2 separate regions of the Homo sapiens genome follow, and region 2 is linked to region 1. Evidence: chromatin loops called from intact Hi-C (ENCODE). Cell type or tissue: heart right ventricle. All regions are shown on one strand. Links, peaks and the distances in the headings refer to the core of each region. The heading gives the core; the rest is flanking DNA.

Region 1 (12,062 bases), core at 3,884-6,383:
TTTTAGAAAAATCACCCTGGCCAGGCATAGTGGCTCACACCTGTGATTTCAGCACTTTGGGAGGCCGAGGAGGACAGATCACTTGAGTTCAGGAGTTCGAGACCAGCCTGGCCAACATGGTGAAACTCCATCTCTACCAAAAATACAAAATTTAGCCAGTTGTGATGGTGTGTGCCTGTAGTCCCAGCTGCTGGGGAGGCTGAGGCAAGAGAGTCACTAGAACCTGGAAGACAGAGGTTGCAGTGAGCTGAGATTGCACCACTGTACTCCAGTCTGGGTGACAGAGCTAGACTCCATTCTCAAAAAAACAAAAAAGAAAAATCACCCTGCCAGAAGGATGATGGGATAGATTGAAAGGGAGCAAGCAAGGCAAACAGCATTAGGAAGTTTGAAGTCCCATGATCTTCAAGCTGGAGGCCCAGGAAAGCCAGTAGGTAAGTTCTAGTCCAAGGACAGGAGAAGACCTATGTCCTACCTCAAGCAGTCAAACAGAGAGGGGGTATTCAACCTTCTCCCTTTTGTGTCCTATTTGGATCTCAATGGATTAAACAATGCCCACCTACACTGAAGAGGGACATCTGTTTTATTCAACCCACTAATTCAAATGCTAATGTATTATGGAAACATGCTCACATACACACCCAAAAATAATGTTTAACCACATATCTGGGCATCCCATGGCCTAATCAAGCTGACACATAAAATTAACCATCACAGGAAGCTACTGTAATAATAGAGGTAAGATATGAAAGAGGCCTAACCTAAGGTAAAGAATACAGAGGAAATGCAGGAAATGTATTAAAAGATTTCAGTGAGGGAAAATGAATAGGCCTGGGTGGCAAATGATTGACTGATGTGTGGCAAATGATTGATTGATGGGTAGCAAGTGACTGATGAGGGATGCTGAAGGAATATGAGATAGAGCCAAGACCTCTACCTTTGGCAGCAGGGTGGGCTCACTGCAGGAGAGCATGGCAGAGATGCAGAAAGGCATCTGGGTGAGGCCGATAGGAGCACTAGAAGTGCTCAGGGAACAAGGACAGCACTCTGATGGAGAGTGGGGTATACATAGTAGGAGGATGGCAGAGGAGGTTGGAAGAGGAAGCTGAGCACCTGCAATGGTCAAGTTTTGGAGTTAACTTAACCCGATTAAGGGATACCTAGTTAGCTGGTAAAGCATTGCTTCTGAGGGTGTCTGTGAGGGTGTTTCTGAAGGAGATTGGCATGTGAGTCTGTGAACCGAGTGGGTAAGATCCCCCCTCAATGTAGGCGGGCACCATCTGATTAGTTAGGGGTCCAAGTGGAACAAAAAAATGGAGGAGGGGCAAATATTTTCTTTCTCCTGCAGATCCAGGATGTCCCTCTCCTGCCCTTGGGCATCAGAACTCCACATTCTCTGGCTTTTCGACTCCAGGATTCACACAGGTGACCCTGGGTACTCAAGCCTTCAGCCTCAAACTGAGAATTATACCATCAGCATCCCTGGTTATGAGGTTTTAGGCTGAGCCACACTATCTACCTCCCTGGTTCTCCAGCTTGCAGAGGGCCTGTGTTGGTACTTCTCAGCCTTCATAATGATGTGAACCAATTCCCCCAGTAAATCCCTTCTCACATGTATATATGTATAGGTTCTATCTCTCTGGAAAACTCTGACTATTACAGCACTTTGAATGCCAAGCACAGAGGTTAGACTTTAATTCAGTGAGCAATGGAGAGGCTTTTAAGCCATAGAACAATGTGATTGAAGCTGTTCTTTTGGAAAATTAATCTGATCAATGAAGAGGCCTAGATTCCAAAAGGTTAATTGCTAAGACACCTAGTTAGTGCAGAGATGGGACTAAAATGGAAGTCTTCAGACTCCTGGCCTATTTTGTGCAATGAGGAAGAACATTGCCTACTTCATAGAATTCTAAATATGTATTCCTCTCTCCAATAAGTCTTCCTCCCTTACTGAATTCCACAGCCTTCATGCTTATATTGGGCCAGACATTTAGCACACAAAGAGAATGGATGGATGCTTCCAGTATTTTTTTATTAATGCCCAAAGAGCCCAATTCTATGTTGTTCCAATCATAATGTTCAAAAAATACCTGCTAAATGTAGATAAAGGCAATGGTTTTGTAAGACTCCTTCAAAGGTGGAATCTACTAGGAGTAAAATAAAAATAAAATTTAAAATTACTTAAAAATAATAAATTGGCTTACAAATACAAATTAGCATTATTAAGACAACAATATTAAGAATTATATTTTACTGAAGTTTTTTTCTGTGATAAGAGTTATTTCATACATGAGTTTATTTTGTCTTCATAAATACCTATTTGATATATGAGAAAACTGAGTCTTAGAAAGGTTAAGTAACTTACTCAATACCACACAGTAAATGGTAGAGTTAGGATTTAACCCCAAATCCAACTCCAGAATCCCAGCCCTTAAGAAGTCTGCTATTCTGCCCTTCAGAATGATTTTCTTGAGAAGGTTCAAAAGAAGCTAAGGCGAAAGCAGCAAATTTTATTTTTTATAAAGGCAATAAACAGTGATTTTCTTGCAGCTGTGTAGGCCATTATAGCAAACAGTTGTCTTTTACTCAGCGCCCCAGAGAGAACCTACCAACTCAAATTGCAACTCCCAATTGCAACTGAACTATCTGGGAAGAACAACAAGTTCCTAACACACCGGAAATAAAGACTGGGGAAGAGTACAGAATGAGAGGAGAGGGAACTGCCATTAACCTCACTTATTTTAAATAGCACTTAGATGAACAAAAACAATCAGGAAATTAAAATAAACCCAATTCTAATCTGTATGTGTGCTTTGTGCATTTGCATGCTTATGTGTATGTATGTACTCACAAAGAATGCGAGGGAAATACTGGAAAACCAAACAACTAAATTCAACAAAAAGCAGTGGCCTTACCTGTTAACTTCTGAGCTATTTTTGTGACATGAAATGCTGCATTTTGGCACTTTTTGTTTCGTGAAGGCCCTTGGGTAGATTTTTTATGAATGTCATTATTCGCCAAAGTGAATTTAGTAGAGAAAACCCCAAGGGAGCAAGATGATGAGTTTTTTAAACAAACATTTTGTAATATAATTTTACATTAACATCTCTCTTTATCGTGTCTATTCATGACCAGACAGTGAATTTTAAATCAGCTCCTTTTGTAATCCATCTCGAGAAGAATGAAGATGGAACTTGATGAAAGGAAAGGCCCACAGGGGAGGAATTCCAATGCTGGGCTAAGCATTTATGTGAGTGGAGAAAGAACTATGTGAAAGAAGAACCGTTAAAAAAAAAAAAAAAACATGATTGAAGCAATATGTGGAGAAGGGAATGAGAAAGAGGCAATTTGACAAAAGAAAATAAAAATGACGTGATTAGAGCATGTGAAAATTAATTTTTTTCTAGTACTGATTCTTCAATTTTTTCCAACATATTGACCTATATTCTCAATTTCACAGTATTATCTAGATTATATCACAGTGTTGGACTATTGTGATATCAAATGCGGTAGCTATTCAGTGATGCAATTGGTTGCAAAGCAATTAATTACATATGACAACTCCAAAATAAATTAGTGTTCATTCAGAGTAAGAGTGGAGGCTGAAGTAAAGGATAAGAATGAAAGAAAAAGGATAAGGAACAGGGGAAAGGAACCACTCATAAACACAAGAAATGGTTTCTTATTCAACAAGGTGTCTGTTTAAATTTTATGTCTAAGTTGCTAAAAGCAGAAAAAAAACTGAAATAGTTTAAGAAGGAAGAAGTAGTGAATCTCAAAGATGTTGTTGCTGTAGGTATTTAGAACTAAGAAGTTACACAGTATAATATACCATGAAAGTAAATGTATTTAATAAGAGAAGAAATGGAAAATACCAAATAAAGCAACGTAATAATTTCAATAATGCACTGACTCTTAAAATGTTGTAAGTCTACATGAAGACTTGAGGGCAGCTGGTTCCAGAATATCCAAACCTGAAACAAAATTATTTATTGACATGACAGAATTATCTGAGATCATATGAACATTGTTTATCATATATTTTATAAGTGAGACAAAGGTCTTTAACAGAAAAATGAATTTTTAGACTCAGTAAGTCAAACAAGTTGTTGAAGAAAATAAAAAAGGCATAGGTCTAGGATAACCAACAATATTACCAGAAATCATTTATAATAACTCTCATTTCCTGATTTTTCTAGAAATAGTAGTTTTACACTAGAAAACTTGTAAGGATTTACCTCAAACAATTGTGTAAAAATCCGCATTTCTCCAGATAGTAGTGATTTCAAACCAAGCAAAACTTATTCCCGTTTAACTTTTTTTTTACCAGGCTCAGAAAAGGAGATGCTATGATCCATCTTGAAAACGCCCATGAGTCAATTCTAAACAACCTTGAAAGATTATCTTTCAGACTCTAACAGGAGACCAACATAAATAAAATTATCCACTTTTAGAAAAAGACATTTTTTTCTAAATATTATTGTCTTTTGAAATTATATTAACATGCTGCATTCTTCTTCTGATTAAAAAATACATATTAAATTACAATGTAGCCTATTTTGCTGAAACCAGAAATTGTTTAGATCAAGTAAAGAGACCAGCTGGTCCAAAGAGGAGCCTGTGAGAGACCCAGACAAGCATCACCCTGGCTCCAAGGAGACATCAAATCAGATAGCAGCAACGAAGTGACTGTCCTGCCTGGTGAATCACCATAGCTCATCTGTGTCTGGAAATGGCAATGCAAGAGTAACTTACACTCACTTGCATTATTGATAGCTGGATCTTCAGACCTAGACTTGGAAAAGGCTTTCCACTACTGTATTAATGGATTCTTGCACTGCTATAAAGAAGTACCTGAGATTAGGTAATTTATATATAATATATATATATATATTTTTAACTTGTGGTAAGAGCCATCTACTCAAATCTAAGAGTTAGTGAGTTTTAATGTTTCTTTTTTTTTTTTTTTGTTTTTTTATTATACTTTAAGTTCTAGGGTACATGTGCACAATGTGCAGGTTTGTTACATATGTATACATGTGCCATGTTGGTGTGCTGCACCCATTAACTCGTCATTTACGTTAGGTATGTCTCCTGATGCTATCCCTCTCCCTCCCCCAACCCCATTTATATTTTTTTTAAAAAAGAGGTTTAATTGGCTTATGGTTATGCAGGCTGTATAAGCATAGTGGCATCTGCTTCTGGGAAGGCCTCAGGAAGCTTCCAATCATGGCAGAAGGAGAAAGCAGAGCAGGGAAATCACACGACAAAAGCAGGAGCAAGAAAGAGAGAACATGGCAGGAAGGTGCTACACACTTTTAAATGACCACATCTCATGAGAACTCACTCACTATCACAACAACAGCAGCAAGAAGCTGGTGCTAAACCATTCATGAGAAATGCATCACCATGATCCAAGCACCTCCCACCAGGCTTCACCTCCAACAGTGGGGATTACAATTCAACATGAGATCTGGGCAGGGAAAAATACACAAACTGGACAACAACTGAGCTTCTCTGTAAGAGAGAAGATGAAAGACTAAGAGAAGTCTCCCTCCCTTCTTAATGCGCCTAAAGACTGCAGCGTGGAAGTCATGGAAAAGACAAGAGTTTGTACCCAGTAGAAGTCACAGCCAGTAACAGCAGTGTCCCCTTCGGAATCCTTCACATCTCCTTTTGCACTCTGCCTCCTTTAAAGTTCTACCCCAGATCTCCCCACCGACAATTAATACATAATTACTGTGTATCTACTACGTGCCTGGGAATAGGCTGTCACTGAATATAGTATAAAAGCATTTTTGCTCAGCTTGCCACATAAAAACTCACCAAAAAAATCTAAAACTGTACAGATAGAACGTCTCCTACTTCAGTGAAATACAGAAACTGTCACAACCACAAGCCGCACACTATAAGGCCAACCTAGGAGGTACTGTGCGAGGATTGATTTAAGAAGCCTACCTAGGGGCCAGCTCCTCAGACCCTAGGCAGAATGAAGACATCTCCTACAATAAGGGAGCCAGTAATCTTTGAACTGAAACCTTGAATTCTTGTCGTGAGGACGATCATGGGAGAGGCAGAAAATGTTCTTGAACAGTCACAATGCAACATCACAAAACCAAGGAGAGCAGAGTGAGCTATAGGAGAAAGCAGGACATCTTATCTTTTCTTGGGATGATCCAGCCTCTTATCTAAGGGAAAAAGCCAGGGGAAGAACTGAGTGGAGGGAGGAAATGAAACAGCGGTGAGCAGAGAACAACAAGCCTGTGATCCCAATGGCTTTGCTGTTAGCTATGCTATCTTCTGGTTCCTGAAAAGCAAAGGGATATTGTTCCCCCAGGCAAAAGGAGGATAGATTTGATGAAGGGAGAAAGTTCTCAAGACAAGAAACTCTAAGGAGGCCAATGGATATATATGGCTCATTCACCACTACTACCACCTCCATGTTGGCATCACCCCAGCACTACCTCTACACACACACGCATACACACACGCGCATACACACACACACATACACACACACATATACAGACACACCAGTGACAGAAGTAAGGTCAGGCAAGAAAGAAGCCTAGGGAAATCCTAAAAGTGAGTTGCCTCCTTAAATTCTGCACCCCAGGAGCCTTGTTTTTGCTTCACCTTAATCTCTCTCTGTCCTGACATACACAAACATTCCTATTTGTCAATAAACAATGGGTCCCATTCAAAAATGACGAATTCATATAGGAAAGGGAAAAGATGAAGATAAGAGACAAATAGCTCTCCCTGGTCTCGTAGAAAAAAACAGGTAAAATTAGACTACCAAATATTGGGCCTGGACCAACCTCTTACACCAAGGAGTTGAGGTCATCCCCACTCAAACTTTTCAGACTAAAACTTGCAGGGGGAGAAGGAAACTCCCTAAAGAGATACTAGGAAAACAAATGACAACCTTGGTTTTCATAACTTTAGTTAACTGTTAGTATTATGAAAGAAGTACTTCTCCAGGTATTGACTGCCATAGAGCAAATAAAATACACTTCATATTTTTTGAGTTTAGAGAGGATAGTAACTGAAATTAAAATCTGAAGTTGAAGTTGCCTTAGCTAATAGCAACTAAATTTACTGAGCAGCTACTATGTGCAAGGTAATATGTGATACTTGTACCATCTCAGATATCTTCATTAAAATCCTATAAGATAGGCATCATTTTTTTATTTTGAAAAGAGAGAATTGAGGCCCTAGGTAGTTATTTAATGTCATGCCAGCCACCTACTGACTCCAATAGGGATAGCACTGTGTCTGAGAAGCCAAAGAAGAGACTTGGTGACAGGGAATGATATACAGAGTTTATTGGGGGCACTTACACACAGGGATAGTACAGTGGCAGCAGGCTGGATGAGAGAACCACTACCATTTGTAAAAACCATACAATTTATATAGCATTTTCACATAGCAACCTCCACCTAGCAACCTCCATTTAACCCAAAACAAGGGCCTCCCAATCCCCTGTATGACCTATATTCCAAAGAATGGGCAAGGGGTTCAATTGTCCTTCATAGATAAGATCAATGTCTGGATTGGCCACTCCCAGATTCCTTAGCTCAGAATTCTGAACCAACGCTCTGCTTAGACCATAGGGTCGTCCTCATGGTATCCTTCAGTTACAGCTGTCAGGTGCCTCTGCCATACATTTTATTGGACAATTTCATACAACTAAAAAATAGTGGCACTGAAATTTGAATTCAGGTCACAAATTCTTAATAATTAAAAGATTAAGGATTCAGGGTAGGGTTTGGAGCCCATATCCTGTCTGTCTTTTGGAAAGTAAGAAACCTACAAGGTCCTAAAAAATGGCACAAACACCCAAATGAAAACCTAAATGGAGATTAGCATCACCCTCCTTAGAGGCTGGCAAGTGGAGCCAGAGGAGAATCTTTTGCAAACATGTGGGAGAACTAAACTGAAGTCTGAAGGTCACTGGGGTTTCCTCTCCTTCTCTGAATCAAGACTTTGGAGTCTACCCTAGAGTGAGGTTAGATAAACAACTCAGAACCTTGACTAGCTGCTGGGCGCAGGGTCATGGGTCAGCCTCACACAATCAGACACTGATGCAATGGCAAGAGCAAGAGAAAAATGGCTCTCTTTCCTTCTAGAAATCTTCTGCAGACCCATTTCCAGGCCCATGCTTACCTCACAGGAAAACAGAAGTGAAGAAAGCCCTGACTCTCTTACCAACATATGTCACAGATAGGAGAAAGGGGCCATGCCACAAAATACAGGGACCCTGATCCCACAGACCAGTCTACTCAGGACCAGTAGGCTTCCCAACAATCATATTAGCTACTTTCTTTCACTTGGAGCATCCTTAGTAAGGAGTAGAGAGAAGCCAGAAGTTCCCTTCATAAGCCTTCCCCCATAGGGAACAAGTGTTGGAAGGCAGAAGTGTGGGCACACATTTGTTCCTTTTTCTACAAGCTAAAGCAGGAGCATGTAGCTGGCAGGAGAAAGTTTCTCTCCTGCACTGGGAAGAAAGCATGTGAGTTGGCAGGTTCAGAGCCCCCTGAGATGGGGGATGGGAAGACCCTGTTGGTGGCCCGCCATATCCCCTCCACCCATGCAGAAAGTAACTATGTACTATTCTTGTTTAAATGCCTTTCTATATCTCTTCACCTGTGTAGGCAATCTCTGACAGTGGGAAAGGGTTGGCAGGCTAGAAATTGCCCCAGAAGGAACCCTCAGTTAATGAAGGGTAGGAATTGGTGGATAAACACAGAGCAATAGGAGGGTTCTGAAATGTGTTCCATAGTCTTTCAGAAGGTCCCTAGAAGGATGAAGCTCCAATTGCTCACAGCAGTAGCCCACTCGTTATCACACTTTGTAGTGTTTTTTTTCCCTTCTTGTTTCTCTTCTGCCACAGTCTTGCAGTGCTTCCTGGGATCACATCCCAAAGAAACTGCTTGTACGCAAACCCTTGACACAAGTTCATTTTTGGGTGGAGGTCACCATGAGAAATGACCTTCCAGGAGGGAGATATCACTTCCACACTGCTACCCCAAGCCTTCTTCATTACAAGTGAGAGAGCTGCTTAACCTGAGTCAATAGAAGGTCAAGCAAGTCGTTACACTGTCTGGCTGCAGGGCTTAACCAAGTTTCAATGGGCGTTGTCACCAGGTACCACAGGTGAAGCTTTAGGATGAGGTGGCATTATGGCTTGAAGGTCTCCAGCCTTCTACCACCTTAGTAAGAGGAGAAGTATCCAGGTAGTGGCAATGGTAGGAAGTCTAGTGTTTCAATATACTCTCATGAAAAAGAGAAGTGACAAATTCTCAAAAGAAATCTTATGGACTTGAAAGGCAAGTTGTAGAAACTTTATGTTTCATCCAAGCCCAGATAGTCAATGAATAAGTTCAGAAACTTATAGTCCATATTTTTTTTCTAAATAATAGGATCACAGTTTTCTACTTGGCATAACAATAATACTTAATTTCAGGGTTGTGACAAATAAATGAGATTGCAGTCTTAGCCCAGTGCCTGACACAATGTTAGCATTCAACAAGTGAAACTTCTCTTTCCACTTCCATAAATGTGAGTATCCTTCCACCTCCCCAAGAAACTGGGATTTATGTTGGTCTGCAACTCAGCCTGAATATATTATTCACAGATGTTTTATTATTGTCACTATCAGTTTTTAAGGACCACCTCTAGGTTCTTGTGTTTCAAATAAAATTTTGTTGAAATGAAAACCAAAATAAGTCCTGTCGTTTTTTTAAAGACTTCTTAAGCTTTCTGATTTCTAGTAACATGAAATTCTAGGTAAAAAGCTATCTTTAACCAATTTTTAAAAATCAAGTCTACTGTGATTGATCCAGCTGTTTCCTCAGTTGAAACAAGGAACATCAGAAGTGCCTACTTCTAGAGCTTGGAGAGTAGGGGTAAGCCAGATAATGCATCTTTCACCAAAGGAAAGCTCCACTTCACAGAGAAGACTAGGCACAGCAAGAAGAGGTGCTGACTTCTATTTTACATGAGATATAATTATTTCCATTGCTTCTCCTCTTATTTAGTGAAGACAGACTTGTGTTCCTATAAGTCAATCTCATTTGCTAAGTCTAGTTCTTTGCTTTGTTAGCATCCAAAGAACATTTATTTTTCCTTTCCTATTTACATGTTTCAAATTCCCATCCTGCAATGATTTCTCCCCTCTCTGCACATTCATGTATTTCTCACACTGTTTCTCTCTCTCCCAAGACCATTCTGCCCTTTCTTTTCTTCCTATTAGCTTGCTACACCAAAGCCATTACAGGAACAGGCTGTCTCTATAATGCCTTACTGAAAATGCAGTGAAAACCTCCACAGCAGCTGTGTCCCTGGATGAGACACAATGTCCCAACTGATGTTTTCATATTCAGTCCACACTGTGCTCAGGGCCTCACTAAGAGGGTGTGCAAGCTTTCATAAGTGTGTTCTTTAATGGCCGACACAAATATGTTTACTCTTCACTCTTCCCACTTCTCTAAAATTAACAAGAGGAAAACTCTTGTGATGCTAGTAGAAGAATAATATAGGCCTGGGTAATAATAAATCAATTTCCTCATCATTTCACCAAATGAAATATTCAGCCCCGACTGGGCGTGGTGGCTCATGCTTGTAATCCCCACACTTTGGGAGGCTGAGGCTGGTGAATCACCTGAGGTTGGGAGTTCGAGACCAGCCTGGCCAACATGGTGAAATCTTGTCTCTACTAAAAATACAAAAATAGCCCGGCATGGTGATGGGCGTCTGTAATCCCAGCTACTTGGGAGGCTGAGGCAGGAGAATCACTTGAACCAGGAAGGCGGAGGTTGCAGTGAGCTGAGATCATGCCACTGCACTCGAGCCTGGGCAAGGGAGAAAGACTTCATCTCAAAAAAAAAAAAGAAAGAAAGAAAAGAAAGAAAGAAATATTCAGCCCCAAGTTGCTGAGCCCAGTCTGGGTGGTGCTCCTCCCAGGCTCCCGGAAGCCCCACTCCATAGGTGCAGGCTTACAGACTTCCCTAACAACTGCTGCAGGCCACAACCTCAAACTCACAGCAAACAGGAAGCAGGAGGTGCTGTCACATGTAACACAGTCAGAGCTTCAAGCCCCCGGAAAAGCTCAATGCCAGATTTCATTCTCTGCCCCTGATGATGCCCCGCACTTTCTTAACTATGCAGCTCAGAATCTCTCTGTTTCTCACGCAGAGACCAAGGACACCATCTGCCCTACACTCACCCCAGGAAAGCATTGTTGGTAACATTCCTGAAATTTAGTCATCCAACCTCTGCTAGACTATTTCTAGAAGGCAGCAAACCCAGCAGGCCTTCAGGGACAATGTGGACAGAGTCTGCTCCCTCTTTCACATCTCATTTTGTCTCCTCTTCTGCAAGCTAAACTACCCTGGCTCCTTCCCTCCTTCTCAGTTTAACACATCTTGTAGATTCTTCTCTTAGTTTCTCTACTGTTAGCACACTTGAGTTTCAAAGCTGCTTTCAAAATCAAGGGTGCTCACCACTCCAGCTAACATTATTGATACAATGTTACAGATGTATTATTATTTGTCACTGGTCTCCATCATGATAGGCAAATGCCACGGGCTTTAGGAGTGATTATTTAATATTCCTCATTACATACTAGAATACCTATTGGCTACTATTTAGCTGCTTCTTCCTGTTGCATTTTTTTTCAAAGAATTGAGAAGGAGAATGAGACCAAAAAACAAACAAACAAAAAAGCACATCTATTTTCCTGCAAAATCAAAACATACCTTATAAATGTCAAACTATTTTCCAGATTTTTAAATCTGATATGACACCATTACTGAAAAGAATTATCAGCAAGAACTAAAGAGCAATGCAAATGAATTCAACAAGGACTGGAGGAAAATGCATATTAAAATACAAGGAAAGTCTATGTGACACAACGGGCCAAACATTAAGGAAGATCACACTGAGTGTTGCTAAACGTGGGAGCCAAACTGTTTTTACATTTTGATTATGTGTCCATAGATAACATGCACCCATGGAAGTAGATATTAAGAAAGCAGGAAACTCAGGCTAGGGTACTT
Region 2 (2,500 bases), core at 1-2,500, 96 kb after region 1:
CAACAGCCTACTTCTCTCTTTGCTAGGACCAATCCTAGAGAATTCTGCTCTTGGCTTAAGCTGAGGAGCTAAAGCCATTACTTACAGCTTACAACCTCCCAAGTCAGGCAGCAGTACTCACATGGGAAGGTTATCAGAAGAAGCAGGGAGTGTGTCATGGTGGGGACATTACTGTAGCAGATGGTGGCCATGTGAGCTGTGGCGGCAGCCAAGGGCTTGTTCAGAATGGATTCTGTTCTGCTTTTATGGCATCTGTTTCCAATCTAGGGCTGAGCCTCCAGATCTGCTGACACTGCTCCTTCCAAATCCAAGTCAGTGCCCAGCTCAGCATCCGGACCCTCAGCCCTTGGGACAGGCTGCATTGAGCTCGGAAAGAAAATTGGAATTTCCCCTTCTTGCCTCATTAAAGGAACCATCTAAGTTCACTTCTCTAACAGGAGCAAATTTGGCTGAATTTAGTCTTGAGCAGTGATGAGCAAAGGTATCATATTCCATAATCCTCCCTGTGTCTCAGTAATAAATGCACTGGAGTAAGAAAGAAATATCTGCACATGTCCTTACTCCCCTGGGGATGTTGTGACTCCATCTGCTGCTTCACATGCCAAGTGCTAAGGATGGCAGTCATTTCTAAGAAACCATAAAAAATTTTACTGAGCATATTCTGCACTTTTACCTCCATTGAACATATATCACTAGGCACCAGGCAGAGTATACAATGGACCACGAAATCTCATTGCCTTAGATGTATCTGTATGCAAGAAATCAAGTCATTCTGGAGGTTTCATCTGGGAAATACAGATAACAAAGGTGCTACATTGATGCAGTTTTTCTTATAACAATTTTCCTAATCCATTACTTCATTTTCCATGTGTTGACCCAGCTCTCATTTCAGCCTCTTTAGCCCCATCTTGGGTATGAGATTTATTGTTCCAATGTGGACTGTGAAGAGGAAAGTGTGAGAATGAGATCATAGGTTCCACTAAGCCCCACTGTCCCAAAACACAATGAGCCACTTTTGGCAGCCTGATCAGCCCTACAGGAAGGCCACTGGCTAAGGAACCATGCCAAGCTTTGAGCCAACCATGCTGTGTTGAAAGATTTCATGCAAGAGTCCTGAAGCAGAGTAGTGGAATTTTCTGGAAGTAAAGCACCCCAATTCCTGTCCCAGAAACAATGTTTATTGGATGGCCTCTGGCTCCTAGCGACCTGGTTTTCATTTCCATCAGGCAAATAGAAATGAATGTAAAACTTTCTGCTGCCTCACCATCCCCACCCTCCCAAAGCGACCCAGGGTTTCCAGTTCCTGCCGCAGACTCTGACTCCTCTCACCTCCTTCCTAAGCGAGAGCTCTCTCTGCACCCTCTGCTCTACACAGAAGGTGGGTGGAAAATGGAAAGCCTCAGGGGCTGTCAGGAGAGCAGAGGAACAGAAAAGCACAGATCTGAGCACATGCACTCAAGCATGTGGGCCACCATGGGGTGCCATGGCCTTTGTGTGCAGAGCCACATGGGGCCAGAGTTCTACCTGCCCCTAGAGTTTATGTCCCAGGCATTAAAATGTAGAGGAACTTCTCTCTGCCTTCTTCGTTTGCTGGTGAGATCATAAGCTTGGAAGGAGTAGTGGGGACCCAAAGATGACACAGGACAGAGCCAGGATTAGAATTCGGGTCTCCTAATGACCCCATGCCTACTCCTCCTCACTGTCTCCTTGTGCGAGGGGTGAGAAGAGAAAGGAGGAACAGAGGATCTTGGGGTGGAAAAGTTTGAGAACCTTTAGCTTAGGCTAAATTTCTAAATCAGAAATTGTGCAGCTTTCATCTGTTCTGCACACATTCCTCACAAGGCACCTGGTGGCTGCTCTGAAGATACATCCTCATGGCATTGTGCCAGCTGAATGCTGTGGGGCAGGAACAAGCCTCAGCTCACTCCTCTGGTGCAAAGTCCTCTGGATCCCAGAGCCTCTCTCCTGCAGCCTGGGCAGCCTTCAGCTACTGTGGAACCAGGTGGAAACTTATAAAAGGGAAGCTGTGGTTGAGCACTGGCAGACAATATGCAGAGATATAGTGTGGAGCACTTTAAGGTTACCTACATCTGCAAAGATCCCTGTCCTGCTGCCTCCACAGCCACTGTTGAAACACCAGTGGGACATAGAGTTCTGTGCCTATGGCAGAAACAATCCAGATTAATTCATTTTAATACAGAGTTTTGAAGTTTTTTAATTTACCATCTTTAGATTGTGGATCTACTTGCAGGACAAAGCCTAGATTTTAACCTGGGGCCACACCACCTTCAGGACATGCATATTCATGAAGAATCCAAGCCACCAGTCATTTTTTCCTCTTTTTTTAGATTCAGGGGCTACACATGCAAGTTGTTATGGGGGTATATTGCATGATGCTGAGCTTTGGATTTCTATCATCCCATCATCCAAATAGCGAATATAGTACTCAATAGGTAGTTTTTAAACCTTGTCCCTTTGTCCCCTCCCCTATTTTGGAGTC

Evidence for each region. Peaks named below come from ENCODE experiments on the same cell type or tissue, not always from the same donor. Only the 100,000 strongest peaks of a DNase experiment are listed, where the experiment ranks them.
Region 2: it touches region 1 in a loop (4-fold over the local background); 4 of 110 quality-filtered maps call a loop at or near these places.

What each region holds. Positions count from the first base shown.
Region 1 is chr13:76,712,612-76,724,673 of GRCh38, forward strand. LOC105370265 (a long non-coding RNA gene) reads right to left here. Exons shown (of 4, transcript XR_001749923.2): 3 at 2,091-2,147. Among named protein-coding and RNA genes, the nearest start is that of KCTD12, 170 kb to the right of the region's middle. In heart right ventricle, for the core only: no CTCF peak of the experiment used is centred there; no DNase peak of the experiment used is centred there.
Region 2 is chr13:76,812,160-76,814,659 of GRCh38, forward strand. No RefSeq gene overlaps it. Among named protein-coding and RNA genes, the nearest start is that of KCTD12, 73 kb to the right of the region's middle. In heart right ventricle, for the core only: no CTCF peak of the experiment used is centred there; DNase peaks (open chromatin) are centred at 202 and 1,042; H3K27ac peaks cover 2,215 bases.